Regions from separate parts of the Mus musculus genome. Here regions 2 and 3 are each linked to region 1. A link is a loop called in an ENCODE intact Hi-C map of the cell type or tissue named here. Cell type or tissue: gastrocnemius. All regions are shown on one strand. Each heading gives the region's core, and the rest is flanking DNA. Links, peaks and the distances in the headings are about the cores only. Region 1 holds the start of Gm34323 (a long non-coding RNA gene). Region 2 has its middle 16 kb from the start of Gm39458. Region 3 holds the start of Ctnnb1 (catenin (cadherin associated protein), beta 1).

Region 1 (10,492 bases), core at 807-8,806:
ATCCTCCCCTCACTTTGCGGTTTATTCTTTAAAAACCCTCGACTGCAACTGCTGGGGGTCGATCTCCTCTGCCCCTGTGCGGGTTACAAGCTCGGCCTCAGCATGTTGCTTCCCGAATAAACCTCATGCGATATTGCATCAAGAATGGTTTCTCTCAAGTTCTTGGGGTGTCAGCTCATCCCGGGACTTGAGCGAGGGTCTCCCCAGAAATGGGGATCTTTCACTACATAGGCAATTGTCTACAGTCAAGAACTGCACCAGGTGAGAGGAGTAGGGTATAAAATAAAATAAAATAAAATAAAATAAAATAAAATAAAATGAGTAAAAACACAAACAAATAACCCACCACCACCACCACCACCACCACTAACAACAATGAAAGAAAGGAGATGCTAGATATACAAGTAACATGAGAGAGATCAAGAGAGAAGGAAAGTGGATTTTGGAGCTCTCCCAGGGACAGAAGGGAATCGGGAGATGTCCAGCTTCCTCTCTGACCCCTACAGGAGACATCCTTAGTTCTGGTTACATCAAGTTCTCCTCCCTCTCTGTATTATCTGTCCTTGGTGCACCAATCTGTTCACATGTCAATTTGTGTCTGTTTTTGTTTCATTGTCTGAATCACTGTTGTTCTACGTTTCCTGTTGAAAAGAAAAAATGGTTAAAACTTCATCTGCTGGCTATCCATCTCTTGATTCAGTCTCAGTTTGCACAGCGGAGGCTGATTTAAGTTGCCCTGCACCCTGTGTGTTGCCAGGAGTCAAGCACAGCAGGAGAGGCCCTACTGAAAAGCTGCTTTTAAAGGGGGCCAGCAGCTTCTTAAGTTCTAAAGCAAATAAGCTGGTAGTTGTTTTTTTTTTTTTTTCCTAGAAAGACCTCTGCAGTTGTGACTATTGGATTCAGCAAATGACAAGGTGCCTTTTCTCTTGAAATTATAGCTAGCAAAAGTAAAAATTCTTTGTTTGGTCTAAATTTATAAGATTTGCATAGCCACTTCGATTGGTTTCCGACTGGTCTTAAAGGTATAAATATGCTCTGCATGTCTTGGTCATAGAGTATTGGCTTATAAGTTATTGGGTATGATCAAAAAAGTGTAACATTGGTAACAAGAAAGTTAGCTTAAAACTGGTAACTCAAGGTTGGAGTCATTTTAAACAACAACACATGACATGAACCAGCCCAGGAAACCAGGCCTCTAAAGATACTTCTAAATTGGGATAAATTTTTATGTAATTCTTATCCTAGAAACAAGACTTAGAAGGGATAAGATTTAAAACAAAGTCTCTTTAATGAAGCATTACAAGTTGCACTGTCATGTATTCATATATAAATTGTCAGCCAAACTTTGTAACATAAAAGTGATGCTTTTGATATTGATTTTAAAGAGAATGGATTGTTTAAAATTGGGATTTGCTTTCCAGAAGTTATGGTTATGCTCTAGTATTGCAAGAGAAACTTAAAAATTATGGTTAAATTGCCAGTGTTCCATTGGCTGCAGTTTGTAGTTTGAATGCAAGCTCAGGGTTCTTAAATCACCAAAATGTTGTAATTAGGATGATTGCTAGAGTAATAAAAGTTAAAAACAGCTCTGACCCATATGGGCCTGCTACTCCTTCTACACAACCTTTATTGGATACAGTGGTAGAAGCAAAATTTAACCCCCCAAGTTTGGAAAAGAGATCTCAGTGAGAATTTATTTGTTATCAAACAGGCTCCCGATGGACTAGGAGTTTGTGGGTAGGCTACTAAAAAGAGCGAGTAGAATTTTCAGAGACCCTCAAGCAGGGGTTCCTTTTGTTACACAATTGTCTTATGAGAGTGCTAATGCAGCTTGCTGCGGCCATCCAGCCATACAAAGCAAGACAGACTTATCTAGATATTTGTGCAGATCTTTGTGCAGAAATTGGACCCTCGTATAATCAGGGTTTGGCTATGGTTGCTGCCTTGCAGGGGACTACAGTACAAGCAATGCTTTCATAGCGCCAAGGTTATAAGGAATATTTTAAGTATAAATCATCTTAGGAAAGACTGTCCAAAAATTAGAGGCATAGACAGACAGTAGAATTGCTCCCCTGGAACCTGTCCTCACTGCAGGAGGGGTTATCAATATGCTCAGACTAAGAAATATTTACATTTGAGATAATGCAAAGCTCAGAGCAGCTTCAGCCAGGCTTGTGTGGCATTTCTTTTATTTTGCAAACCCTGCTTAGGGAAGTTTTGGGGGCCTCACCTCGCCTCCACCTCCAGGAATTATTTTTAAGCCAAAACAACATTATTACAGACCAATCCAGGTGTTGTTCAAAATAAAGTTTAAACTTACGATTTATGAAAGGTCATTGAGGCTGTGTAACTTCTGAAGGCATTGCAATCCGGCCTGCCTACTCCATGTAGAATTATGAATTTGGAAGGTTGTTTTTTTCCCTCTGTATCCTGATAATTATAAAGGGTTTGCTTCTAGGGAGCTTGTAATCACTGGAAAGTTTTGCGTCTAGGAATGGCGAATAGCCTTACATTATATTTTTAAAAAAATTGCCTAGAAGCTAGGACTGTGAATCTTTCAGTGTATATTGTTTATTATATGGAGAATATTTATTAGCTGATCACTCTGGTGGGATGTTACTACAAACCTTTGCTCTTATACAACGAGCTTTAAAGTTTGGGGGAATAGTTGTTGCTCCAGAAAAGATTCAGAAGAAATATCTTTCTCAATACTTGGGGCCTCAGTTATATCCTAGAAAAATTGTGGTACAGAAAATTCAAGAAAGAAAAGATGATTTGCTTACTTCAAATTATTTTCATAAGGCTCCAGGAGATGTTAATTGGCTAAGACCTCACCTTCAGCTCCCCACAGGAGGACTTAAGCCTTTGTGGGATGTTGTCAAGGGAGATGCAAATTAACTGGTGAGAGGCAGGATAGCTTTGCAGAAAGTAGAGGAAGATTCTGTTATCAATTGTTAGCTGCTTATTCTAGTTATTGTTACTCAATGTGCCCACAGCAATTCTTTGGCAAAAGAGAGCATTAATGTGGATTCACCTTTCTTCACCTCCAAGTAAAGTTTTAAAATCCTATTATGAAGCCATTGTGGGGTTAATAAAGAATTGTAGGATAGAATCATGAAAATATTTTGGAGAGAATGTCTTAAAAAACCCGATGAGACATCTATTCCTTGTTTCAAATAGCAATTAAATTGGTTATTAAAGAATATTGAGGGCTGGTGAGATGGCTCAGTGGGTAAGAGCACCCGACTGCTCTTCCGAAGGTCAGGAGTTCAAATCCCAGCAACCACATGGTGGCTCACAACCATCTTCATAACGAGATCTGACTCCCTCTTCTGGAGTGTCTGAGGACAGCTACAGTTTACTTACATATAATAAATAAATAAATAAATCTTTAAAAAAAAAAGAATATTGATATTTGGCCTACTGCATAGCAAACTTTTTAGGTAAAATTGGCAATCATTATCCAAAAGACAAGTTGTTAAATTTTTCTTGTATGCATGCTTTTGTAGTCCCTGTAAATGTATGCATGTATCCCATAAAGAATGTATCTACTGTATTTATAAACAGCCCTTCTGTGGGAGAGAAGTATACGTGATTGGGTCACATGTTTATTCTCATGATTTTCGAGTTTCCCTCTACTTCAGCACAGATAATTGAACTACGTGCTATAGTCAGTGTTTTCAAAGTGTTGAAAACTCAAGCTTTTAATTTGTATACTGATTATGTGTATATATATATATATATATATATATATATATATATATATATATATGGGCTTACAATTGCTTGAAATTGTTCCTTTTTTTAGATACTGCTAATTCTCAAAGTTTGCAATTGTTTATGCATATACAACTCAAGTTAAGAGAAAGTACTGTTCCTTTAAAGGACTGCCTTTGGACATTTAAGAACTCATCCTGGACTGCCTGGACAAGACCCCTGAAGGCAGTGCCACAGCAGATTTGTACCCCAGGCAGATTATAAGCCTTACACAAGAACAATTGGCCATATAATCTCGTTCTTTCCTCATCAAACTAGTAATGGCTTGAGATGATAATTTGGTATTTTTGTTGAATGTGCACGTCAAATTGTAAAGACGTTCTCAGTCTCCTCAATTCCTACATGTACCACATAATGGTGTTAATTCCCAAGGACTTATACTTAATCAATTACTGCAAATAGATACTCATATTTCTGACTTTAGAAAAATAAAATATGCACATGTGACTATTGACACCTTTTCAGGCTTTCTAGATGCAACTGTTTTAACAGGAGAAGCAACTAAAACTGTAATTAGCCATTGCCTGCATTATTTTTCTATGCTTGGTGTTCCAAATCATACTAAAACAGATAATGGAACTGGCTGTTCAGTCAAGCATTTGACATGTTTTGTCAACAGTTTAATGTTACCCATATTACTGGGCTTCCTTACGATTCTCAAGGACGAGGTATTGTGGAACTTTTTCAAGTGTTCGTTTTATCCGAAAAGGCTGTGGAAGGGCCGGCAAAGTGGATGCCATGACCAACACCTGCCACTAGGTGGTGCTCAGATGCCGGCCCAGGCTGGTAATAGGAGAGTTTTTCCTAGAGATAGGGAAAACCTGTGGAGTCGCTGGCCTTGCCTCCTCCCTGGACTGGCCACAGGTCATTATGACCAACTAACACTGGGCTAAAATAGCCTCTGTCTCTAGCCCCGAGGAAGGCGTGTTACTGAAGGAAACGTCTGAGACAATCCCAAAGCAAACAGACACACAGGTGGGGTCTCGAGCAGTCCCTGACCACTAGGGATTATTTGTACATGAGAAGTCGTTTGCGGAACAGTGGCCAAATATTTGCTGAATGCTTTCCAGAGCACTGAGGACAGGAAGGTGGCCAGAGGTGTAGTGACGAGAGGTCAGTGGGCACTGGAGGAATGCAGGGGTGGGGCATGGGGGAAGGGAGAAACAGTGTGTGGAGAAGGACTTGACTGACAGGTCAGACAGCCATAGAGGAACCTGGGGCAAAGGCCTTGTGATGGGAGGGAGCAGATCGACTCCCAGCTCACCGGACTAGGAGTCGTGATGAGAGATGAGGCTGGTGCCCTTTAAGGGTTCTCAGCAAAGGAAGAAATACTCAGGAGGCACGACAAGCCTTAGACCAATCTCATACAGTGTCTCTGGAAGCAGGACCGGAGAGCGCAGAGCGGGGCCTGGCTGCCGCGGGCCCCACATTGACTTCACGGTGCTTCACTTGGAACGGCCTTGCCAGGCCCAGCCCTAGAGGTTACTGGGCCCCAGTGACTGATAGTGACCTGTAGTGCACCCAGGACTGTGCACGGTGTATACAGTCAGTCTCTGGATGTAAAAATGAACAGCCAGGGCGGTGCGTGCTTGCATACAAATGCAGAGGAGTAGGACGCTGGAATCAGAGGTGGCTCCGATGTTCTTAGCTCTGCAAGTCTTTTTGAACTCTGGCTTGGCAGTTTAAGATGTTTTAGGGATGAAGCCTGTCTCCAGAAGTACAGTGTGCGGGGGAGGGGTTAGTATCCTCAGTGTAGTTGCATGCACATGGCTGGGGCATCGGGCCAGATTCCTCTTGGGTGCATTGGCTTTAGCTTGGACACAGGAGCCTTGAGATGGAGATCCTTGGACACAGGCCCATGGAAGAGACACTGAAGTGTGGAGGAGGGCTGGATAAGCCAGCTTCCTGATAACGACCCTCAGTTCACAGACTTATGCAATTTCTCTCCTGTAAAAGCGGTTGAGGTCTCCACCTTGCAGCGTTAGTGATCGTAAGAGGCTGTGCGTGTGCAGACGCCCAGCCCAGAACTCTGCAGCCATCCTTCCAGGCTCCGACTGCATCTGCTGACCCAGGGCGAGCCGCCCGGTTCCCTCGGTTGCTCTGTGGCTCACGGCCTGCAGGGGGCAGCAGTGGGATGCAGTCTCAGCCGGGCCTCTCTCCCAGCCTGGCTGCTCGGCTTTCCCTACAGTCTGGAATTGCAAAGTTCCCTTTTGTGCCACAATGCATACTGCTTGGGTCGATTTGTTTTTAAATGGATGATGTTTGAGGTTCCTTTATGAAGGCTCTTCACATCTGGCATTCAAAGAAAATAATCAGTTAGACTATCAGCCGATAGCAGCTCGGATGAAATTTGGGCCTACTTTCCAGTCAAACAGCGCCTCCCGGCTCCACAGGCTCCTGCCCGCTCCCTCCATCTCTTCTTGTGACCTTTTATCTCTGCGGGAGCCCAGACTAGAAAGAGGGTTCTGGGAATGTGGTGTGTTTCTCATTAAGTTTCTGCCGCATAAAAGTCATGTGACTCAAAGCTCCCCCCCCCACTTCTTCACCCCACGAATCTACAATAACTCCCCATGTTTAGATTTGATTTGACTCGAGATGACTGTAAACACATAATCTCGTTGATCTGAAATTAGAAAAATCTAAAATCCAAAACCAGTTTTCAGTCGCTGGCGGTTTTTTTGGGGGGTGGGGGTGAAACAGAGGAAGACCACCCCTCCCTGCCCCCACGAAAAGAAATCAGTCCGCCAAAGCCCGAGCGGCCCCTTGTCCCGTTCCCTCCCCCTTTCTTCCCACATCTTTAAATATCTTTCTTTGAAAGGTGAAGCTATGACTGTAAGATTGTATTGCGGGGTGGCCCCAGGCTTCTGAGGGATAGAACCCGGGGGCTGGGAGGGAAGCCTTAAGGAGGGTCCACCACCTTTAACAGCTGCTCCTAGTCACTGCTTCTGTGGGAAGTGACACATTCTGACTCTAGTGGCCTGTGGCTACGAAGGTGTGTGTGTGTGTGTGTGTGTGTGTGTGTGTGTGTGTGTGTGTGTGTGTATGGTGGGGGGCGGGGGGATCATAAGTCTCAGCAACTGTTAGCGATCTCCTTTCCAGAGGTCAGGCTGGAAGCTCTGTCCTGCCCGTGAACGAATAACCACTACTTGGGGCGGCTGGTGGCCCAAAATAGACACGGAACTTCCTACCTAAGGCAAAGGCCTGTGTGGACACGAAGAGCCCCACCTGTACAGGTGAGCTTCCTAGCTGGTGCTGATGGGTGGGAGGGGCCCCGCTCACAGATGCCCTAGAGCTCAGCACAGACTGCTCCTCTCTAAGCCTCTCACCTCGATCCTGAGCAGCTGAGCACCCCCAGCCCCCGTCCCCGTCCCCGTCCCCGCCCCCATTCCTGCTTTGCCTTTAGATTGAGCTGGTCCTCAGGTGGCTGTCTCAACCCTGCCTTTTGCCTTTCCCCTGTCTTTTGTCTTTCCTCAACATCCTGGGGTAGCTCTTCACTCTTTTTCCCAGTATTTATTGTAGCCCTTGGGTTCCTGCTCTGCTCCCCTCCATTTGGGCTTCAGTTCTGGATGGTGGGGCGGAGTGTGGTCTCCAACTGCAGTTCCCAGGAGACACTGAGCAAGTCCTTCCTATCCTGTGTGCTGGTTCTTGCCTTTGTGATTGCAAGTGGATCTGAGGTCTGCGGAACTCCTTTCTGTTAGAGGATCTGTAGCCAGGGTCAGAAGACTCCTTGCTCCAAAAAGGCTTTTTTGTTGTTGTTTTTTAATTACTCTTATTTATTTATGAATTTATTTATAGATGAGTATATGATTGTCACAGTGTATCTGTAGAGTTCAAAGGTCAGTTAATAGAAGTCAGTCCTCCCCTTCCACCAAGAGGCTTCTAGGGGCCAAACAGCCTTGGCAGCAGTCTCCTTTACCTGCTGAGCCATCTTGCTGGCCCTGTTTGTTTGGAGACATAGTCTTATGTAGTTAAGGCTGGCCTCAAACTATGTAGCTGAGGAGGGTCTGAACTCCTGATCTTCCTGCCTCTGGGCTATGACTTCATCTTGTTTCCAGTGGAGTAAGACAGAGTTTTCCCCAGAGTCATAGATATTCCATTTTCTGGAACAAAATCCTGGCGACTGGCCTTGATCAATGCAGAGGAGGCCATTCCAGGACCCTAGCCCATGAGCAGGTGCAGGACTCTGTGGCTGGAGGGAAGCTCATTTTCCCACTGTTTTGGAAGCTGGAACCTGTGAGTTCCAAACAGGTCAGGTTCACCCCATTCTGAAGTCTCTCCTTTTGGTTTATAAATTGACCACGATTTTCTTGTGCCCTCCTGTGACCCCTTCTCTGTGGATCAGGAAAAAGAAACATAAGTTGTCAATGTCCCTCTCTATAGAACCCCAACATCCTCAATCAGGGTTTCACCCTTATGGCTTCGTTTAGCTTTAATTACCCTCTGCCTCCCCCAATAGGCCCATGACCGAGGAGTAAGCCAGCATGTGGGATTAGTGGAATGTAGCTCAGTCTGTAGCATCCTCCATGTCCTCTTCTCAGAGACTTTCTAGTTGCTCCCTGACAGATAAGGGAAGGACAACAATAGAACGGGCAGATCCTCCCTCTTTCCCTTTCTTCTCTCTCTCAATGTGTATGTGTCTGTGTGCATGCATGCATGTATGTGCGTGTGCGTGTGTATGATCAAAGGACAAACCCAAGTGTCATTCCTCAGAATATAAGACAGAAGGATGGACCATCTAGAGACTGCCACACCCAGGATCCATCCCATAATCAGCCTCCAAACGCTGACACCATTGCATAAGCCAGCAAAATTTTACTGAAAGGACCCTGATATAGCTGTCTCTTGTGAGGCTATGCCAGTGCCTGGCAAACACAGAAGTGGATGCTCACAGTCAGCTATTGGATGGAACACAGGGCCCCCAATGGAGGAGCTAGAGAAAGCACCCAAGGAGCTAAAGGGGTCTGCAACCCTATAGGTGGAACAACAATATTAACCAACCAGTACCCCCAGAGCTCGTGCCTCTAGCTGCATATGAAGCAGAAGATGGCCTAGTTGGCCATCATTGGGAAGAGAGACTCCTTGGTCCTGCAAACTTTATATGCCTCAGTACAGGGGAACGCCAGGGCCAAGAAGTGGGAGTGGGTGGGTAGAGGAGTGGGGGGGAGGGTATGGGGGACTTTTGAGATAGCATTTGAAATGTAAGTAAAGAAAATACCCAATTAACAAAAATTGGAAATGAAAAAAAAAAAAAGAATATAAGACAAGATCATTCACTGGAACCTGGGGTCACCAATTGGGCCAACCTGAAGGACCATGGAGCCCAGGACCAACAGAGATAGATTTCAAGCACCATCATGCCTGTCCTTTTCTCTTTTCTCTTCTCTTCTCTTCTCTTCTCTTCTCTTCTCTTCTCTTCTCTTCTCTTCTCTTCTCTTCTCTTCTCTTCTTTCCTTTCCTTTTCTCCCCCCACCCCCCTTTATTTTTTTACGTATGTATTCTGGGGATTGCACGTATGAGCTTGCTGAGCAAACTCCCAGGCCATAAGAGACCTTTATGTAAATGTGGAGCCGAGGAGGACATTGATGTGGGTGTCGGGAAGGCCAGGGGGAGAGCTGGGCCACAGTTCTGCAGGCTTCACCAGGGGGGCTGCAGTGCTATAACTCAAAGGTGGATGAGATATGATTATTTTTGAAAATCTGAAATTTTGGTTTCTTTGAAAGTGCAGAAATGGGCTGGTGAGATGGCTCAGTGGGTAAGAGCACCCGACTGCTCTTCCGAAGGTCCGGAGTTCAAATCCCAGCAACCACATGGTGGCTCACAACCATCCGTAACGAGATCTGACTCCGTCTTCTGGAGTGTCTGAAGACAGCTACAGTGTACTTACATATAACCAATAAATAAATCTTTAAAAAAAAAAAGAAAGTGCAGAAATATTATAACAATGTGCTTTTGTTTCAATCTCAGGTGTAAGGATGTGGGGCTGCTTTGGACGGTCTGTAGCAGCTGACTACGATTTGCCTCATGCTCTAACAGAGGCATAGTTTTGCCAGCTACAAGTGGAATCTCAATGTGGGACTCAAAAGTTAAGGATAAAAATGGGAAATCCAATTTCAAATGCTGTAGAGAAAAATGGCAGGGGATGAAGGCCATCCTGGTCTACAGATTGAATTCCAGGACAGCCAGGGCTACACAGAGAAACCCTGTCTTGAAAAACAACAACAAAAAAGTATTGCAGCTGATACTGCTGGGATATCTCTTGCTTTGCTCCCAAAGGGGATTTTCTGTTTTGTTTTGTTTTGTTTTTTCTTTTTCTTCTTCATATTTTCTGTTTCAAAAAAGTTGTAAGAATGTTTAAGCAGTTAAGAAAATTGCAGATGGAAATGAAGGACCTGAGAAACATACAAACAAACAAACAAAATGGCTGACAGGGTCACACTACAGTCATTTTTTAATAAACAAATCTTTTTTTTTAAAGGTTTATTTATTTTATTTATATGAGTATACTGCAGCTGTCTTCAGACACACCAGAAGAGGGCATCAGAGCCCACTACAGATGGTTGTAAGCCACTATGTGGTTGCTGGGAATTGAACTCAGGACCTCTGGAAGAGCAGTCAGTGCTCTTAACTGCTGAGCCATCTCTCCAGCCCCTACTCTGTCATTTCTGAATGAGTTGCAGAGTTGGGGAGGCAACTGGAGAGGTTGTGGGCAGAGGTG
Region 2 (10,492 bases), core at 1,265-9,264, 89 kb after region 1:
CCTCGAGCATTGGGGTTAAAGGTCAAGTACAGGGTCACCGTAGCTGCCCTGTAGCAGAGACTAGAAGGCTTAGCTGACTTATTAAGAGCACTCTATAAGTGGCTTCATCCAGCAGGTCCAAATGTTTAACTTCCTCTGCAGCCCCAGGGGCCACCGCATCCCGTGGAGCCGACTAGCTAGAATTGACCTTCCAGTGGCTGCCTAACCTCAGCACCTGCCTCCCCTGACTACCAACCTCTGGGAAAGCGGGGGGGGGGGGGGGGGGGGGGGGGGGAGTGACAAGGAGACAGATCAGGTGCATGCAGGAGCAACCTGCTGTGGGAGAGAAACGCTTCCCTTCTCACCTCCACCCCCAGCTCGGCCACTTTTGATGTGACCTTGTGAATGGCCTCCTGGACTGCAGTTACAGGCGACACAAGAGACTCTGAGGCCACCCTGGATTTATGTTTCTATCACCACACTCCACAAGAAGTAAGCTCGGCCCGACCATTTATCACCGTGGGCTCTGTCTCTCTCTAAGAGAAGAGGGTGTAACTGCATGAGAAATAGTGTCTGATACCCAACTCAGGACAGACCAAGAGGCCTCTGTTCCCCATATATCTGCCAGAGGTCTCGATGGGTGCAACAGCCTACGTCACACTCTTGCCCTGGAGAAATGACACATGAGCTTGGTGAGGTTTGAGGTATCAGGGTGTTGTGAGGACAGAGATGAAGACGGCATGGGAGGAAAATGGGTGGGGAGGAGCTGCCTCTGGAAGGCAGGGTACATGGTGGTGGCTCTAGTGACAGGTCAGGTGGCATTAAAGGCAGTACTCTTTCAGTCAGCATGGCCCTCCCTCCTCAGCAGGTTCTCAGAGGCTGTGTGGCTCAAACAGTAGACATTCATTTCTCAAGGTTTCAGAGCCAGCAGACAGAAAAGAGACTAGTGAATTCAGTTCAGGTTCCCATCACACACACACACGCACACACACACACACACACACACTCACAAGCACACACACATACGCACGCACACATGCAGATACGCACGCGTGCGCGCGCACACACACACATACACACAGCTTTAGTTTTTTAAAATGGGCTCAAGGATTGAACTAAAAACCTCACCCTTGCCTTGATCGAGTGTATTACCTCCACACCCCCAGAGCTCTGAAGCCCCAAATCTGAATGAGACCCCTGACATCCAGCCAACTGTAAAGCTCATTTGAATGTTCTTCCATGTCTTGCTGTAGGATTTATTCTCAATAATTAGATGATTTTTTTAAGATTTATTTATTTATTATATGTAAGTACACTGTAGCTGTCTTCAGACGCACCAGAAGAGGGCATCAGATCTCTGTTACAGGTGGTTTCACATGTGGTTGCTGGGATTTGAACTTCGAACCTTTGGAAGAGCAGTCAGGTGCTCTTACCCCCTGAGCCATCTCACCAGCCCAATTAGATGATTTTTTAAAAGCTAGTCATAAATTATCATTACTCATCACTATTTTAAAAGTTTTATTCCGCCGGGCATGGTGGCGCATGCCTTTAATCCCAGCACTTGGGAGGCAGAGGCAGGCGGATTTCTGCGTTCGAGGCCAGCCTGGTCTACAAAGTGAGTTCCAGGACAGCCAGAGCTACACAGAAAAACCCTGCCTCGAAAAACCAAAAAAGTTTTGTTCCATCTTTCTTAGTTTTCTTTCAAAGAAAGAAAAATGAGGAAGGATAGGGGAAGGAGGAAGGGAGGGAGGGAGAGAAACTTCTATTATCAGCAAGGAAGGGAAGGGAAGGGAAGGGAAGGGAAGGGAAGGGAAGGGAAGGGAAGGGAAGGGAAGGGAAGGGAAGGGAAGGGAAGGGAAGGGAGAAGCCCCCTTCTTGAGATCAGGTATTTGGTCACAGTGACAAAAACGGGGAGCTAATTCGTCAATATTTACCAATTGGACACATTTATGATTTAAAGGGTATTCATTCACACAATGACACTTATAACTGTGAAGGCAATCACAAAAAAATTATGGAAATTTCTTTTATTCACATGCGCCATGAGAAAGGATAGTTTCTGGGCCCTCGGCCTGGCATTTTGGTGAGGGCTTTGGACTGTCCAGCTATTTGCAGACGAAGACTTAACCTGGCCTGGCATTTTGGTGAGGGCTTTGGACTACCCAGCTATTTGCAGATGAAGACTTAACCTGGCCTGGCATTTTGGTGAGGGCTTTGGACTGTCCAGCTATTTGCAGACGAAGACTTAACCTGGCCCGGCATTTTGGTGAGGGCTTTGGACTACCCAGCTATTTGCAGACGAAGACTTAACCTGGCCTGGCATTTTGGTGAGGGCTTTGGACTGTCCAGCTATTTGCAAACGAAGACTTAACCTGGCCCGGCATTTTGGTGAGGGCTTTGGACTACCCAGCTATTTGCAGACGAAGACTTAACCTGGCCTGGCATTTTGGTGAGGGCTTTGGACTACCCAGCTATTTGCAGACGAAGACTTAACCTGGCCTGGCATTTTGGTGAGGGCTTTGGACTACCCAGCTATTTGCGGACGAAGACTTAACCTGGCCTGGCATTTTGGTGAGGGCTTTGGACTACCCAGCTATTTGCAGACGAAGACTTAACCTGGCCTGGCATTTTGGTGAGGGCTTTGGACTGTCCAGCTATTTGCAGACGAAGACTTAACCTGGCCTGGCATTTTGGTGAGGGCTTTGGACTACCCAGCTATTTGCGGACGAAGACTTAACCTGGCCTGGCATTTTGGTGAGGGCTTTGGACTACCCAGCTATTTGCAGACGAAGACTTAACCTGGCCTGGCATTTTGGTGAGGGCTTTGGACTACCCAGCTATTTGCGGACGAAGACTTAACCTGGCCTGGCATTTTGGTGAGGGCTTTGGACTACCCAGCTATTTGCGGACGAAGACTTAACCTGGCCTGGCATTTTGGTGAGGGCTTTGGACTGTCCAGCTATTTGCAGACGAAGACTTAACCTGGCCTGGCATTTTGGTGAGGGCTTTGGACTACCCAGCTATTTGCGGACGAAGACTTAACCACTTCCTCGATTTCGAACGACATTGTCCGCCTGTGAATGAAATAAGGACTGCAGTGCTTTGTCTAAGGAACTCAACAGTTTAATGCATTAGGGCACGGAGATTACAGCTTCTGCAGAAAGGGGCAAGGGCTTGCTGGGGCAGAGGGGGAGAGGGAGATGGAGAGGGAGAGGGAGATGGAGAGCGGGCTTCATTGAGCATTCTGCTCAGGCAAGACCCATTATCCAGGGAGTGGATGATCCCGTTTGGGGATTTTTCATGCCTCTGGCTTCTCCTCCCTTCTCATATCTGCCCTTTGGCCACATTATAGATCAAATTAGCATGTCTTTGACGGGATAGACGGGGAAGGGACAGGTAAAATTTGAATTGGTCAATTTCAGAGCTTGTTCACGGCTCTAATTCGTGAGATCAGAACCAAAAGCCAACATGGGGCTTTGAATCATCACTGGATTATATTTAATCTATAAAGACTCCCCTTCCATTACTGAAGAAATGGAGTCTGGGGGTGGGGGTGGGGGGACCCACTACATGTCACATGGATGTCAGGGTTTGGCCAGAATCTCAAGCATATATGTGACAGGCTAGGGCTTTATGGATGGTCGTCAGAGGGCGGATGAGAGATAGGATGGTTTCTCCTGACTTTAGAGAGAGCTGAGGGAAGAGAAAAATCCTTTTGTTTCAGAGGTAAGTCTCTTACCTTTGTGCCAGACTGTATCCAGCAGGTTATGTGGAGGCAGTGCAGTGATGGGGAGGGGCAGGGAGCTGACTTTCTCAGCAATGGTAGAGGGAGCTGGCACACTGTCTCCACAGTCGCAGGCAAGTGAAGCAACTCAGGGAGACATTCACCAGCAGGGCGAGGTCACACAGAGGCGAGAGCCCAGGCATCTGTGGCCAAACTGATTCCCAGCCAGCTTTTCTGAAGACCCCAACCACCACTGCACAGATGCTGAAGGCCCCAACCACCACTACACAGATGCTGAAGGCCCCAACCACCACTGCACAGATGCTGAAGGCCCCAACCACCACTACACAGATGCTGAAGGCAGAGGAAGCCGCTCCACTACCTCTGCTCTCCGCAACCCCACTGACCGGTTCATGCCTGCTCCTGAGAGCTCAAGACTGAGGGGAGAGCCAGGAGGGACAAGAAACTCTACAGTGTCATTAGGATCTGGATTGTGGCCAGAGCTCAAGATCCTAAATTAACCCTAGAACGACCGTAGCCCTCATAGGAACTGGGCAATGGCGCTCAGTGGAACTTACTTTATGGTAGAGAAACAAGGGGTTTCCTTGCTGTTCCTGGTAGGCTGTGGTCACTGAAATCCCAAACTGTAAACATTCCTGACCACACAGGCAGCTTTGAGAACCACAAACTGTGTCTGAAGAAGCGAGCCACAGGTAGAAGGCCTCCAAGGACAAGCAGGTAGCAAGAAGCCACGGTCAGTGAGCCATGATGGCCCCACACCTTGGCTGCCCAGAGGCAGCTCCTCTCTCTCGTCTGCAGAGGAAGCTCCAGTTTCACAGAAACACCCGATGCTTACACCTGATCTCACACTGGGAATTTACAGTAGTGAATAGGGGAATGAGTAGGGGAGAGTTTGCATTTGAATCTGTTAGGGCTAGGTTGGGGTGAGATTTACAGCTAGGTCTCTTAAGAGAGGGCTTGGTTACATCTGCATCTCAAACAACAGCGTGGGAATTAGGTCCAGGTCTCTTAACACTTGGTGGTGGGGTGTGGGGGGAGGTGGTGGTGTTACATCTGGGTCTTGAACACTGAGGGTTGACGTCCAGATCTCAAACTCTGGGGACTCACTTCTGAGGCTCCTCTCCATCCAAATCAGCATCCAGTGTGGTACCTAGCTGCTCTAGCCACCAGGAACATCCTCCACCCAGGCTTCCTCCATCCTCCTGGCTCCCTCTCCGGTTCCTCCCTGTGGCTTCAGAGGAAGCAGAGCAGCTGAACACACACACACACAGCTCAGCACCATCTGGGACGGGGAACCCCTGCGATACAGGGGTGGTGTGGGGACAACTGCGTGGTGGGGGAAGTGCCTGGTCCGCTTAGAGGCCCACTCTCCCTTTAAAGGATACACAAAGCCCCCGCCGCCCCCTCACGCCAGGGTCTGGGTTGAGTTTTTCCTTGACAGAGCCCATCCCTTTGAGGCTGGCTGGCTGAGCAGTGTTGACACAGCCGTCTCTGGATGCGTTCCGGGAAAGCAGGCCTGAGCATGTGAGACGAATTTTCTCTGCACTGTGCGGTTTCCAATGTGTCAGAAAAACAAACTAGGAGAAGTCTACTTGGATCGTGTGAGTGTGTGGACCCCTCCTCCCCGCTTCATTCCTCCCATAGTGGAAAAAAAAAAAAAAAACTAAAAGGCTGCCTTCCAGCGTCTGGTTCCTGACTCTGGAGGGATGGTGTACAAGCGGAGGACTTCCAAGCCACACAATGCGGGTCCATGTGACGCTTCTGTGTTCGTGTGGAGGGTGGAGGCTACCTCTACATCAGGGCATGGAGGCCGGATCAGCCTCATGCCCTTTTGCTTCCAGGCCCTTGACTGCCCCTCCTCCACCCAAACCTCCAGTCCTCGTTCCCAAAATAATTGGCCACAGGAAACTGCACTGAGGAGGAGCCTCTGCAGTGAATTACTTCCCGGCACCCTGCCGGGATGCAGAAGGCTGGCTGTCCCGGCTGCAAGTCACTAGCTGGGGCCATGCAGGGGGCGGGGCCTGGGACGGGGGCGGCATCTACACACACTGCTCTTCACTTCCCTCCAGCGGTTCCTGTAGAAGCAGGCAGTAGTAGAGGCTTGGCCCTTCTGTGCCTTCTCCATGCTCGGGAGAGATGCTCACTGGGGACCCAGCCTTGAAGTTTGCAGCCAGTGGGGATTCCTGGTTCCTCGCGCGCGCACACACACCACACACACACACACACACACACACACACACACACACACACACACACACGCTTGCGTGCACGTCTGTGCTCAGCGCTTTCATCTTTGTACTCAGTCAGGGATCCCAGTACCACCCACGTTTAGGCTGGGTAGTACCACCTCAAGTAAATAATCTAGAAACTTCTTCACAGAAGTTCAGAGGGGTTTGTCTGAAGGTGGTTCTTGACGCCATCAGGCTGGCAGGCTGTGTGAGCCACAGCACACCCTCAGGTTGCTTCCTGCCACAGTAGCGAGAAGAGTAACAAAACAGCCTACTTTCTCAGAAGCGAGAGAGCCATCTGCCCACAGAGCAATAGATTCACTCCCCTCCTGGGTAGAGGGATGCTTTACTGATGCAAAGAGGAAAAGTGGGGACGGTCACCACAGGCGCAGGCCAGCTGGTGCCTCTCACATCCTTAGCTCTGTGGCAGAGGCCACAGGCGGAACACAGAGGTTGATTTTGAAGGCGAGAGCCGAGACATAGCTCCAGATTCTCCCTCAAATCTGTGTCTGAGACATTCTTGTTCCTCGGAGTTCCTAGGCCCCTTCGCTTGGGGGCTATCCCAGACATGCTTTACATGTCACCCTTCTGAAGGGCCGTGGGCATTTATGTTTGTTTTCATTGAGTGTGTACTTTGTCCAGGTATGGGGTCAGACACTTGCAGTCTTGTTGGCTTCAACTCTACAACAATCAGCTAACTTTTTTTTTATTCCTTTCTATCTAATGCAGATCTCCACGGATTTGCATGTAAATAAGCAATTATGTATGCGTGTGACTGTAGATAGATGAATATTCATAGATAGGAAAATACTCCATCTCTAGACTGTACCAACTCTGTATATGGTACCAGCAGAAACACGCACGCATTCTCCAGAATACAACCTTCCCTGCTTTCTCACGAGTAAGATGATATTGGAGACTTGTGGTCAGAACAGCACACACTCCATTTATAAACAGGTTAGCCCTAGGCAGCTAGAGCCGCAAGGACACTCTGGGAAACAGCATGCACGGCTATATCTGCACACGCAGGAGAGTTGCCTGGAAAGCTGTGGAGCCCTGTCTGCTGGGGCCCAGCTTCAGTTTCTGATTCAGTCAGTATGTAGTGGCGGACCTTGATAGCTTCCATTTCTGTGAGTTCCCAAGTGAGGCTGCTGCTGTCTTGGGAACAACTGTGAAGGGTCCCAACCAACCAACACAAGAAGTTGGACTTCCTCTACCAACTCCACCTCTCATCGGCCGAAAGCTGTTGGCTCCATTTCTTGTTCCTAGATGCCAGCCGTGTGAGGTTCTGCAGAGAGTAAGCTGGCATTCACACAATGGCAAGCCTGTGCTGTCAGGGCAGGTGGGAGCGAACTGTGGATACCCAAACCCCTGAAGAAATGTTGCATCCTTCATACCAACAAGAGAGAGAGACTTAAAACACAGCAGCACAGGAAAGAAAACGGCAAGAATCTCAGTTGCTTTTGCACTCACAACTCAGATGGTTCTCCTCCCCTCTCTGAGTGCCCTGCACTCTGTCAACTTCACCCAGATCTCTCTAAGAGGCCCTTAGTTGTTGCTCTTGATTAAAAGTGCTGACTCTTCACCTGGACCAAAAGGGCGGAGCCTGCCATCTCTGCCTTCATTCCCTGTCTGTGTCCCTGGCTTTGGTTCAGAGCTCTGCCTGACTCAGCACAGGAATGCCTGTGTCTGCCTACCTAGCATAGTTCAGCCTGCTTCCAGGACTAAAAAACAAGGATAAGTCACTGTCCTAACCTGGATCTATATCTACCCTGGATTCTAAGAACAGAAACCCCAGGAGAAGGCAGCTATCCAGGAGTCAAAGCCAAGGCCACACCCTGGATGATCATCTTCTAGAGCCACAGCTGGCATGGTGATCATCAGGGTCACGCCTGGCCCAGGGCTACACACCTTTTCTCCTCTTCTTCCTCTACTTAAAGCTCATGTCACCCTAAAGACGGAATTGGGGTGATCTCAAAGAAGGACTTGGAGTCACCCCAAAGATAGGCCTGGGGTCACCCCAAAGAAGGACCTGGGTCACCCCAAAGAAGGGCCTGGGGTCACTCTAAAGAAGGACCTGGAGTCACCCCAAAGAAGGACCTAGAATCTCCCCAAAGAAGGACTTGGGTTCTCCCCAAAGATGGACCTGGAGTCAACCCAAAGATGAACCTGGAGTCAACCCAAAGAAGGACTTGGGGTGACCCCAAGGATGGGCCTGGAGTCACCCCAAAGATGGACCTGGAGTCAACCCAAAGAAGGACCTGGGGTGACCACAAAGATGGACCTGGGGTCCACTGGACCTTTGTATCTGTTCTCCCTATTCATTCACATTGCTCAAATTCTGCTTTTCTCCTACACTCTCCTCTTTGGCTGGTAAATGGGGTCAAGTGGCCCAGGCTAGCTCCTTGAGGGTGCCAGAAGCACCAGGTTTGCTCTGAAAGTCCAGCTATATCACACCCATCATGTCCTTTCAAACAACACCCAGCAGAGCTCCAAGAAGTGGCAGTGTTCAGCTCTGCCACCATGCCCAGTCCCCTCACACACACTACAGTGCTACATCACTGAGGCCCGTGCTGTCCCTACCACTCTCCAGGTTCCCTGGAAGGGCATCCCATGTGGCCCTCGGGCTGCTGTTCCAAGGCAGCTGGCTCAGTGCCTTCCTTTCCTCCCTTGGCAGATGGATCAAGCATTAATGAGGTACTTCGTCTCAATCAAAGAGGCTGTAAGAATAAGCATTTTCTTTTAACGGTTATACAGCTAAAATAATAAGCTGCCCATCTTCTCACGTGGGGTAGGATGATGTATTAGAGCAGAGAGGAGTGTCTTCCTGCCTCCTTCCCTTCCCTGGAGCTGGTGGGGGGGGGTGATTTAAATCACATAGAAATTATCTTTTACAAATGTAGGAGACTCTCACAAGTATGCAGTCCAGTATGGCAGCTAGAAAAGCCACCAAGGACAAGGCTCCCCCTGGGTCACCCGTTCCACTGTTTTATGTTTTCAAGTCTGGAACTTGTCCTTATGACCCAAGATGATGATCAAAGCCCTGTCATCATGTAGACATCCAAAGAATCAAAAGGTGGGGGGCAGACCCTTGAGGACTGGGCTTTCTTGTTCAGAAGCCTTCAATAGCCCTTAGGCTTGTCTTGAAGACTTTCTTCCCACTTTTAAGCTCCAGGTCCCAGAACACTTGGATCCAGTTGTGGGCAGGTGTCATGACATCCCCACTCCCACAAAAAGGGGTAAAATTAAGGGGCCAAAGTTTGTACACTAATAAAGACAGTGGAAGGTTCTGCACCCAGACAGCCTGACCCATAAAGGTTCCTGCCCTGGCTTCCCTCAAGGATGGACTATGATTGGGACATGAAGGCCAAACAAGCCCTTCCCTCCCCAAGCTGCTTTTGATTATGGTCTTTTTCATAGCAACAAAAAGCCAACCAGGACATCTGGTTACAGATGCAAATATGACCAGCTGCTTCAATGCGCTCCATTGTGACTTCTGCAGTGAGGAATTGTAGCCTTGAACTGTGAGCCGAAATAAACCCATTCCCAATTTAAAAAAAAAAAAAAAAAGTGGGAGACAAAAGGAAAAGCCTGATGTTGGAGACCTTTGACCCAAATCTCATGGGTTAACTGATCTGATATTCTCTTACCCAGAATTTACAAACACATTCAGAAGGAGCTGCAAAGGGAGCTGGGAAATGTAGTCTTTAGTTTGGGAAAGAATGCTCCAGCTAGAACAATGGGATTATTAAAGGTGATGTGGAAGAAAATATACCTCAGTGTCTGTAACAATTTCTTTTTGTTGTTGTCTTAAAGGTCTTTTACTCTTACTTTATGTGTATGGGTGTTTGCATGCGAGTATGTCTGTGTACCGTGTACCTGGTACCCGTGGAGGTCAGAAGAGGACATCAGATCCCCTGTTGCTATAGTTACAGACAATTGTGAGCTGCCATGTGGGTGCTGGGAGTTGAACTCAGGTCTATCAGCACCCAGTGCTCTTACTGTGTGAGCCACCTCTCCAGTCCCAGCAACTTGAATAAGTTGCAGTAGTTACTGTTCCTGCTGTTGGAGCATATGCAGGAAAAGCAATTGGAGGGAGAAAGGACTTGTTCTGACCAGAGTTCAACAGGAAGCCCATCCCGTCAGGAAGCTCACGGCGGCAGGCCTGGGGCAGCTGTTCACATGACATCCGCGGTAAGGAAGTCCAGAGCAGTGAATGTTGAACTTGTCTTCCTCCTTTCCTTCACGCCAAGTCTCCATCCTCATAGTGGGCAGGTGTCCTGATCAAGATAATCGAGACAACCCACACAGACGCACGCAGAGGCTCACCTCATTGGTAAGTCTAAGTCGCATCAAGTTGGCATTCGACATTAGCCATCACAGTGCCCTCCAAAAGTTGGAAGTCCCCCAGGAAACCTGTGTGGAGATGTCTTAGCCAGGGTTCTATTCCTGCACAAACATCATGACCAAGAAGCAAGTTGGGGAGGAAAGAGTTTATTCAGCTTACATTTCCACATAGCTGTTCACCACCAAAGGAAGT
Region 3 (10,492 bases), core at 815-8,814, 340 kb after region 1:
CAATTAAAATTAGGGGTTGGTAGCTGCAACCACCACTGGTAGGGCTTTGGTAAAATACCTTTTCCTGCTCTATCTCTCTGAGTTATGGCAGGCCAAGTCAGCCCCAGCCAGCAGCAGAGTTTACTCTCCGGAAATCCGAGCAGAGCTGCAGAGGGGAAAGGTCTAGACAAAGGCCCTCACTGAGCAGCTCCAGCATGGTGGACTGTGGTGGTTCACAGAGTTACGGTGATATGTCTTTAAGATAGAAAATTGAGTCATTTAAAAACTAAGCTGGCCCTACAGCACCGGCCCTGCCTCAGTGATGCATGGGCTTCCTGCCAGTACCTGTACATAAGGACCTATTGTTTACTTGCGTTAATTACAGCGCTGGGATGAAAGAAGGCAGTGGGGCAACTTTCCCTGTTGCCATTGTTTGGGAAGAGACGTGAGCTCAGAATAATAGGCTGGAGACAGCCAATTCACCCCAACTGCTCCAGTTTTGACAAGTGCCAATCGTGAAGGACAACAATGGGGCCATTTCCAAGAGAAGATCCAACTTCACCCTATTGTCATGATTTGGGGGGGGGGGAGCTCTCGAAGGATACAAAATTAGTTTTGAAAATTTAAGAGGTTACCCACAGGTCCTCTCAGCAACACACTCGAGTTTCTCAAACAATACAGAAAAATCGCTGTCCTTGGTCCCCACGCCTGGTTCTACTGACCCAGTGAGTCTGGGTAAGATGGGGTTTCTAGGAATCACGCTGGTGAACGCAGTGGTGGAGCTGAATCACTTGTTAATAGATGTTCGCAGACACTCTTGGGGACTCCAAGGCCTCCTGGGGTGGGGAGGAAAGGTGGCTGGGCCCCAGGTTCCCTGTCCGGATTCCAGAGGCACAGCGGGAAGGGAAGCGGGACACTCCTGGGAGCGGTAAAGTGTGGTGGGGTCCAATGGTGGTTCAGGGGTGTGGCGGCCGGTGCACCGGTGATGGCAGCCTCGAACCTGCGCCGTCCGAGGCCGCACTCCACCCGGCCCGCGGCGGCGGCCCGCTCTCGATTCCTTTAGTTTCCAATGGAGCGGCGTCTGGACGCCCCGCCCCGGCTCGGCCCCTCCCGGCGGCGCACGCGCAGAGCGACTCGGACTGGCGGGGACTACTTTCCCCGGCCCGCCCGCGCCCCGCCCCTCGTCCTCGCGCGGCGGAACGCTCCGCGCGGAGCGGCAGCGGCAGGATACACGGTGCCGCGCCGCTTATAAATCGCTCCTTGTGCGGCGCCATCTTAAGCCCTCGCTCGGTGGCGGCCGCGTCAGCTCGTGTCCTGTGAAGCCCGCGGCCCGGGGAGGCGGAGACGGAGCACGGTGGGCGCCGAGCCGTCAGTGCAGGAGGCCGAGGCCGAGCGGGCGGCCGCGAGTGAGCAGCGCGCGGGCCTGAGGTGCGGCGCCGCGGCGGGCCGGCTCGCGCCGCGCCAGCGGGAAACTTCGCGGGCCGGGTGGCGGCGGGAGGCCGCGGGGACGCGCGGGCTGGGGCCGGGGCCGGGCGGGCGCGCGCCGGGAGCCCGGATGGACGGCTGGCCGCCGTGGGGGGTGGGGACCGCGGTTCGCGTCCGGGCTGGGGCCGCCGCGGGGGCGGGGTGGGCGGGGGCCTCGCCTCCGTGGCCCGCGGAGCCGGGGGGACGCGAGACCTGGCGCTCGTCCCCTCTGTCCCTCGTGGAGCACGCACAGACAAATTTTTTTTTCTCCCTGCAACGACCTGACTGTGAGTTTGAATCCAAACAACTTTAAGCCGTGGAGTCGCCAAACTTGGATGCAGCGGGCGGGATGCGTCAGGAGCGTGTTCTCGGAGGGTGGCTTCTTGGACTCGCGTGGGGTTGGTGGCTGCGGGGCCGAGGTCCTGGCGGGAATTTGGGACCGTGGACGAGTCACCGGCCACTCCTGGTGTTGGAGGCGGGGGGGGGGGGAGGTGCGCGGGATCCGAAACCTGGGCTTGGGGGAGGGGGACTTGCCCTTAGCCAGTAAGTGTGGGGTCCGCTCCAAGTGTTTCTCCCCAGCGCGTTTGCTTTCTGAGCGAGACGGAGTGGCCGGAGCGCGGACCGCCAGGGCGTGGGAGCCTGGCGACTTGTTCTGAGTGTTGTTTGGGGGACCAGACTTGGAACCGACGCTCCCAAGTTCGGTACCCCAGGCCCGCTCCGGTGAGCCCGCTGGCTGCGGGGCAGCTTTGTCTCGGGCTCGGGTCTCCAGACATCTGTGGGCTCCCCTCCCCCGCGCCCCCCGCAGCCCCCCTCCCGGGGCCTGAGCTCTGAATGGAGAGCGGCTGGGCTGCTGGTATGCGGAGGTCGGCGAGAGGAAATCGAGGAGTGGTTTTAGTGAAACGAGAGCTTTGTGCCATGAATAATGGTGGCTTAGACCAGACAGCAAGCTGAGGAGACGGCAGCTTTGCCTTTGATAAAGTCTGCCTCATGTTTTTCACATGGCCAAGTTGTGAAGCGTTTTGTCTGGGATTTAGGAAGCCATTTCGCTATTTACTTGAGGTTTGCAGATGTCTCAGTGCAGTCTCTCCTCGTCCCGGGAAAGAGCTTGCTTTCTTGGTTCTAATTTAATGTTGCTTAAGCTTGTGGCCTTTGTATTTCGGTTTTGTATGTCCGGCTCAAACTTTGAGTTAAGGCCCGCAGTTACATTTAGTTCACTTTCACCTTAAACATTCAGAAATCCCCGAAATTAAAATGAAGTGCCTCCAAGGTTTGTTTGAGAACGCCCTTTCACAGCGGACAACATTGTTGATGGTACTGGGGATAGTCATTCTGTGACCTACCTAACCTTTGTCCTCAAGGCCGAGTCTGGACAAGGCCTTTAGTGGTGGCAAGGAAGTTGGAAACTTGCAGATGTTTCTCTACAACAAACCCTCCCAGGCTGAAGTCCTTAATTAAGGAAGCAGGCTATCTGGAAAGCTTAGCTTGCCTGGGACAGAGTCCTGGGCCTCACAGTCTGTAAAAAGACTATCTTCAGATAGGGAAACATTTAATCGAATGCAGGCGTGAAGAAATAGAGTTTAACTGTCATGTGATCATTTCTCATAGTCTAGAGCAGTGCTTCTCAGTCAGTCTTCCTGATGTTGTGACCTGTTAAAATAGTTTCTCAACTGTTATGGTGACCCCAACCGTAAAACTTTCCTTGCTACTTCACAACTGACTTTGCTACTGTTGTGAACCATAATGTAAATGTTTTCCCACGGTCTTAGGTGACCCCTGTGAAAGGGTTGTTGAACCCCCAGATTGAGAACACTAGTTTAGAGACTGTATATTGGGTATCTATGTCTCCAGCTTGAAGGGAAGTATCTACTGCTGTAGTGACGATGGGACTAGAGACTGTGAGTGAAGCCTTAGCTCACGAGTCTCAGAATCCCAGAATCCCACCGCCAAGGTGGAGGATGGGGAACTTTCTTAGTCGGAGTGTATTTTGAAATGTGTGCTCAGGAAAACTGGTGGAGCCCTTTTGCAAATAAACTCAGGGCAGAGCATGGACAAGAGCCTGTGCACACTGCAGGTGGCGAGTGGAGTGGAGTGGTATATTTACAGTCGTTTGTTGCTGTACTTCTAAGCAGGAAGTGGACAGTGAAAGTAGATGGAGTCAACTGAAATATCAGTGCTGAGGTGAGGTGAGGTGAGGCCAGGTCGTGGTCTCTGCCCATCACCTAGTGGTAAATTTTTAGTGTCCTTGGCCAGAAGCAAACCCGAGGGACAAACTCCTGAAACGGTGTTCACAAACTCGTAAAAACCTTGCAAACGTACAAACATTTTAACTCCATTTTCTTTTGTTGTTTTGTGGCCCCTGTCAACTCCTTTTTATTTAAAACAATCTCACTGAAGACATCTTCATGCCACAGAGAGTAAAGTAGATGAGCAGCTACAGTTCTGAGGCCTGTGGAGGCAGCCTCTGTCCTGAGAGGACGCAGCTTGAGGAATGTTAGGCAGCCCTGCGATGCTTGCTCTTCAGCAACACCGGTCATGGTGTGGTTCCTAGGTTAGCTACAAGTTTTATAAAAGGAAAAGTGTTTTGTGTCAATTGAAAGTGAATCAGAACTTTCCGGAGAAAGGTCTTTTTTTCCTCTGTTTACCTAAGAAATCTTCCTTTGTATTTAATGTAAAATCAAGCTTCCCTTGACTAAGAACCCTGATTTTTCTGCTGGGGTATAATTCTGGAAGAAAGCATCTAATCTTCCATGGGGAGAAGGCCTTTAAAGGAAGTAGGCAGTCCTGCTAGGACTTAGTTGTGTCTCTTAAGACACATTTCCCAGTTTCAATTGAGACGGCAGTGCTCTAGTCATGCCGAGCGCCCTCCGGTGGACAGAACACAGGTCACTTTTCCTCGATCTCTGCAAGTTTGTGTGGAATGGATCCTGGTTACTCTGTAAGGAGAACCAGTCGTACAGTACTCAGTACAGTTAAAAGACTGGCCTGGGAGGGTAGGAGCGTCTGTGAGAGAACAGGTGGTCTAGGGCACATCTGCTTACAGTGTGAGACACCAAATGCTCAGGCTTCTCGGAGTAAAGGATGACGAATAGAGGTGAAATTCTTAAGTTCCCAGTGAAGATCTGTCACTGTAAAACACAAGTGTATTTCCCTCGGGTGAAGTCAGAGCAGTACTGGTAGTGGGAAGGTTTTCTGCTGCACACTCAGAGTGCTTTCGTTCTTATAGACCTTCATTTCCACCCCTGTAGTGACGTTCAGTCCCTTCTGAAAATACCATTTCAAATCAGCCAGGATAATAGAGTGAAGCATATTCTGAATTAGTTTTTGAAGTGAAATGGTCAGTTTATGAAGGATTCTTGAGAGTTTAAATTTTGTTTTTGGATTCTGCTTTTCAGAAACAAGCTAAAATCAAATGTAGAGATGGCGATCCATTTAGCCTTCAGAACTCATGGAAACATGAATAGAAATTTCTTGCTTTAAGGGAGCATTGTCACATTTGAATGTGACTTTAAGAATTACTTCTCTTATTTTTTAAAATAATTGTATCATTTCCCCTTCCATTCCTCCGGACCTGCCCATATACCCTTGCTCTCATTCAAATTCATGGCCTCTTGTAAATCATTGTTACGTATGTGCGCGTGTGTGGCACACACGCGCGCACACACCCACACCTCTAACTACAACCTATTTGGTTTATATGTTTTTAGAGCTGACCATTTGGTATTGGATAACAATTGTACTATTTTCTAGGGAAGACTCTCAGCATTTCTTAGTTGCCTGTAGTTCCTTGTGTCTCACGGTCTGCCCCTCTACTCATCTGAACTGACAATGCTCCCTTCAAATACGGGAGACTACAAAAACCCCACTAGTAGGCAGGAAAAGCCCTCTTTTGAAATGTTGCCAGGTCTGTCCACTAGACTCCAGAACATAGCTAATAGCCTATTGCTGTTACCCTTGGTTGCCCCCAAGAAGTAGAAGGTAAGTCCCTGTTTATACCAAGGCCTAGAGGATGCTCTCTACCTGATTACTAGTTCTCTTGGAACCAGAAGACACAGCACAAGCCTCCAAAGGAGGGAGGCAACCAACAGTCCTTTGCAGCTTATGATGCCTTCAAACCACAACCATGACAAACGTGGCATGATAAACCCTAAGGGTGCAGTAATGGGATTGCATATTTCGGGGTAACCATTTCTAGTTGGATATAGAACCAGTTCAACAAGGGGGAAATGCCTGGTGCTGGAAACCTGGCCAACTACCCAGGGCTAGTGAACCCATGGGTCTTGGTGGAGAAGTAGCTTAAGTCCAGCTCTACATGGTCTTAAATGTCCAGACTCAACGTGCTAGGTGAATGTTACAGAAGCCCCACAGATGCTGTGTGCATAGTCTGTCAGTTCACCGGCTCCTTTAAACCATTTCCATAGTTTCACTTAGAAGGCTCTAAGCTGAGTGTAGTATTAGGCTAGTCCCAAACTTAGAAACAGTGCTGAGGTGGAGGTCAGGTGAGTGTTTTATTTTAGCAGAGCATTGTTCTTGATCAATTTATGTTTGTGTGGAAGTGGTCTTTGTTTATGTGGCAGAGTTTGGCTGAACTTGATACAGCCAGCTGGTATTCAAAAGCATCATCGAAGCCTGATGTGGCTCGCTCTGCAAGTCACAGCAAAAGGCTGAGGCAGGAGGACAGCCTGCAGTACAGAATGAGACCATGTCAAAACAAACAACAAAAGTATGTCTGAATACAGCGCTGTAGCTGTGATAACCATGTGCACAACATGGGTCTGTACATCTGTCCTAGAACACTCACCTGTCCCACAGTCCTGTGTCTCTTCTGCAGCTGCTGTAAAGGTGCTGAGACTATGCAACACTGCACCTAGCTAGGGTCTTGTAGTATTCCAGGGTCTTTTCTGGTTGTGGTTTATCAGCGTTGGTTCAGAAGGCTATGCGTTTCCACTTCCTACCATGCAGTGCCATAAGAAAGCCATGACCATCTAGAGCAGCGCTTCTCAACCTTCCCAATGCTGTGACCTTTTAACATAGCTCTTTATGTTGTAGTGTCCCCAAACATAAAAGTATTTTGTCACTACTTCATACTGTAGTTTTGCTAATGGTATGAATTGTAAGTATCTGTTTTTGGATGGTCTTGAGTGGTCCCTGTGAAAGTGTCATTGGACACTAAAGGGGTCACGACCCCCAGGATGAGAACCACTGGTCTAGATTCTGTTGGAAGCTGCCTCAAGCACTTCCCATTTTTTCTTCTGGTTTTATTTGGGATTTAACTCAGTTTTCGCATTGATAGTCTTTTTAAAAATTGATCTATAACAGATATATTAACAGTTTTAAAGAGGCTGTGATTTATAACCTTTATTCCATGTTAAGTCCTCCCATCAGAGACCTTATCTGGAGTCAGTGGATTTGATTGCTGCTGGTTGGTTGGAAGGGGAAGGAAGAGTACAAAAGATGGAGTTGGGACTAACTTAAAAATGTGTAGTATCAGACTTTCCAATAGCTGAAGAGATGGGTGCTGTGTACCCATAAGTGAATATATGCTTATGGGCGTTAGTCACATAAAACATAAGGAATGGAGTTCACTGCGAGATGTCTTGGAAGTGCAGTTTGAGGATCTCATATTTAGGTTGGAGTAAGAATTTGTTACAGGGTGGTGGCTGCAAATGGTCTCCAACATTTCCTTAATACAGATTAAGCAGGTGAAGAGCTGTGCCCCCTTCCAGAACTAGAGCGGCAAGGGCTCAGGAATGAGTTCCCTCATGGTTTGGATGTACTGTTGTAAACAAGTGTACACCACAGGGTTTCTTGAATGGTTTTTAAACACTGTTGACCCACTGTAGTGGGTTTGACTTATTGCTGCTTGCATTAAAATGTTAATTTTGGTCCCCAAAACTGCTTATTGTGTCTGCGTGGAAGACACTGAGGGATCCTGCCCCCAGTTAGTCTGATTGGTAAATTAAGATGCCAGTAGCCAATGGCTGGGTAGGAGAGACAGAGGCAGAACTTGAGAACTCCCTGGGCTTGGGAGGAAGGAGGAGGTCCGCCATGGCAGGAGTATTTTAGGTTTTTACTTAGCCAAATTGTGACTCCATGCCTGATAACTATCTGCTAGAGGCCTTTATTACCTACCTTTAGTTGTGTTGTTACATTTCCTGGGTCCTAAAGTTCTGGACATTGTCTGATTCTGTTCTTGTCTAGGAAATTGCAGTTGAAATCTAGGAATACAAGAAGAGCTGCAGACACTCTGGAGGGCAAAAAGTGGTGGTGTTAATGCTGGAGGCAATTTTACCTACCACCATGGAGGCTGACTGAGTAAGGGTGCTGTAATCACTTAACAGAAGAAAAGTGGTCTTCTGAGGGGGTGCTTAGAGATTGCCTGTGTGCTGAAAGGCTTGGGTTTTTCCTTAATTGCCATTGTGTCACAGTTCATATTTCTCTCTGAAATTTCTATGAAGACTGGTTACCTACCCTTTTCTCTTCAACTAGAGGCACAGTTGGAACCCATGACCTGATCCATTGCATCAAGGGTCCATTTTGACAGTAAGGGGCATATTGCTTTCTTGACAACTGTCACTCTTGTCACTCTGCCTCGGCAGGGATAACCTATTGCCATCCTTTTGCCGCTGATCACCAGCAAGCCTGTCAAGGTGTCTGTAGCAGTTTCTTGTGACTTTTAGTTGAGGTGTGGCCTCTTCTTACATACTTCTGGCCACTGGACTCAAGGGTCTTGTAACTTGGCATTGATCATTGTGTCAGACTCCAAACTTTGATGATGCCTTCAAATTATACATCGCCCTGCAGATGGTCTATATTTCAGGTTTCTGCCTGGAACTCTTCATCAGCACTGGATTCACTGTCTTGATCTCCTTTAGACCAGTCATAATTCCTTGTAATACACATTTAGAATTGTGTCAACTCGTGTGGTCTGGCCTATGAATTGTTTCCTGGTAGTGTGGGTTCTGTTGGGTAATTCTAGAACATAAACGATTCATGGCATTGTTTGCACTGTGTAGTTCAGCTACCCTGTCCCCAGCACGACTTTGTGATGACATCTTGTTTTATGTTCTTACAAAAGGTTGTTTATAGGGTTGTGTTTGGGATTTTGATCTTATAGTTCCTTGACTCCTCTAGTAATACTGTTTTCTCCTTCAGTTCAGCCCCACAGTCCTGTTGTTACATACTCAGAACTTTGCCTTCCTCATCTCATTCCAAGCACCCAGCCTCCCAATCCTCTAGCGAAGACTCAGTTTATGGGGCCGTATGGTGTCACAGGCTTCCCTGCTCCTCAGTCTGTGGACCCCACAGCCTGCCCCTTGCGACTTCATGCCCAGTGCTGCCTCTGCTTCTTCACCTTCCTTGTGGTGCTTCACTTCACTCTTCTCCCCTCTGACCCACACCACTTCCTCCATCCCCACTTAGCTTTGTTCTTGCTTTGTCATTGCTAAGAATAGTGAATTGGAAGAACTCCCTTGGATGGATGATCATTGTGGATGTGGCCAGAACAAGAGCATCATTGCTCATCCTTCTCCCTCCTGTTCTTCAATGCTTCTCTGAGACCTGCCTGGCTCTTGCTGTCTGCATATGGACATGATGTGACTTAAAGCACTAATGATTTTTTTTAAGTCCACCCAAACCCCCAACTCATGTCAGTGGCCACCATGTTTCATGGCTTAGGCCCCCTTTAAGATATTGTAGCATCAGCCCAGTTCCTACAATTGCTTGGAACTTGACTTAAGAGTCTACTATACCTGGGCAAGCTTTCTACACTCTTAGCCTTGGCAGCTCCTTGGCTGTTTCCTTTCTCTGACCTATCTATGTTGCATGTCTGAGGTGAATGAAGGGCTAGTCATTGATCCTCCCTGTCTGGTTCCTACTCACCCAGGATCCAGCTTTAAATAGATACTCTGATTTGCAAATCTAGCCTTGATTTCTCTCCTGTAAATTCTTGATTTTTCTCCATAGTGCATGAGTGCTGGAAGACACCCCAAGCAGTGAGTTGGAAGCTGACCCCACCTGCTCCCATTCCCAACTCACTGTTAGAGCTGAGCTGTTCTCTCTCCTTTCATAACGTGCTCAAATTCTCTGCAAGTCTTACCCACTTTTCTCTCAGGTATATTCATCATTTTCTTGCTGTAGCTCTACCACCTTATTATGGGGCTTTCTGGCTGCTGAGGCCTTGTGGTTGATGCCTTTGTTCCCCTTAAATGGACTCAGTGCCCTAGCCAGAGGTGGTACATCAGCTGCACCAATAGCATGACCTCCTGTGCTGACCGTCCTGTCTTCCCTGGGTCTCCTTCAGACTGAGGAAACACTATGGGCTCACATCATTCCTTCCCCTTGTCACCTGTTTACCCTGTTTTGAAAAAAGTACCAAACCACCCTCCCTTATTTGTTTGAAAATGGCCTGTCAAGTAGTCTGTATTGCTCTCTTGCCCTCACAGGCCTTCCTGCTCTCTGTATCTGAACTGGATGGGCAGCGACTTTGAGATCCCTTGCCCTTTGTTTGCTTTCAGCCAATGCTCCTGACAAGGAGATCTACAAATACCTCACTGTTGAGCCATCCTCCAGTTAACACTGCCTCAGCTCCTACTTAGACCCATGATTTGTGGTACTGGGAACAGTGTTTATGTTGTCTTGATGGAGCTTCAGCTACCCGTGGCTGGTAGACACTTAGAGTGTAGCTGCATCACTGAAAAACTAAAATCTTAAAAAGTTAATCTTAAATGTCCACAGCCACTGATAAGTGATAGCCCCCCCCCCCAGGTGTGGCTTTAGATGGACACCATTTCCCTACCAGACCTCGTTGCTTAAGCTCCAGTACTCATCTTTCATCCCTCTTGACACGGTTTTCTTCCCTATACTCAGTTTTGTTACTGACTCTATAAAGAATTGCTCCTGCAAGCTGTGTTAGGGCCTAGTGTTACCATCAGTGCTGAGAACCAGCACAAGTGGGGGTGGGGGGTGGGGGGGGCAGAGGCTGGTCAGGCTATATAGCAAGTTCAGGTCACACAGTGAGACCCTGTCTAAAAGAAAAATAAAACTCCAATTA

Evidence for each region. Hi-C counts contacts between places; a loop is a spot of excess contacts. Peaks named below come from ENCODE experiments on the same cell type or tissue, not always from the same donor. Only the 100,000 strongest peaks of a DNase experiment are listed, where the experiment ranks them.
Region 2: a loop joins it to region 1, with 11 times the contacts of the local background. A loop is called at or near these places in 6 of 42 quality-filtered maps.
Region 3: a loop joins it to region 1, with 2.4 times the contacts of the local background. A loop is called at or near these places in 21 of 42 quality-filtered maps.

What each region holds. Positions count from the first base shown.
Region 1 is chr9:120,597,100-120,607,591 of GRCm38, forward strand. Gm34323 (a long non-coding RNA gene) reads left to right here and starts at 4,771. Exons shown (of 3, transcript XR_003948277.1): 1 at 4,771-4,890; 2 at 6,877-7,010. RefSeq lists an enhancer at 4,810-7,434. In gastrocnemius, for the core only: CTCF peaks have their summits at 4,538 (motif pointing right) and 5,889 (motif pointing right); DNase peaks (open chromatin) are centred at 4,549, 4,840, 5,576, 5,889 and 1 more place; H3K4me3 peaks cover 962 bases; H3K27ac peaks cover 1,104 bases.
Region 2 is chr9:120,686,059-120,696,550 of GRCm38, forward strand. No RefSeq gene overlaps it. Among named protein-coding and RNA genes, the nearest start is that of Gm39458, 16 kb to the left of the region's middle. In gastrocnemius, for the core only: a CTCF peak has its summit at 5,800; DNase peaks (open chromatin) are centred at 5,050, 5,702 and 8,579; H3K4me3 peaks cover 1,328 bases; H3K27ac peaks cover 2,976 bases.
Region 3 is chr9:120,932,232-120,942,723 of GRCm38, forward strand. Ctnnb1 (catenin (cadherin associated protein), beta 1) reads left to right here and starts at 1,169. Exons shown (of 15, transcript NM_007614.3): 1 at 1,169-1,407. In gastrocnemius, for the core only: a CTCF peak has its summit at 4,310 (motif pointing left); DNase peaks (open chromatin) are centred at 1,121, 1,496, 2,072 and 4,310; H3K4me3 peaks cover 7,732 bases; H3K27ac peaks cover 4,111 bases.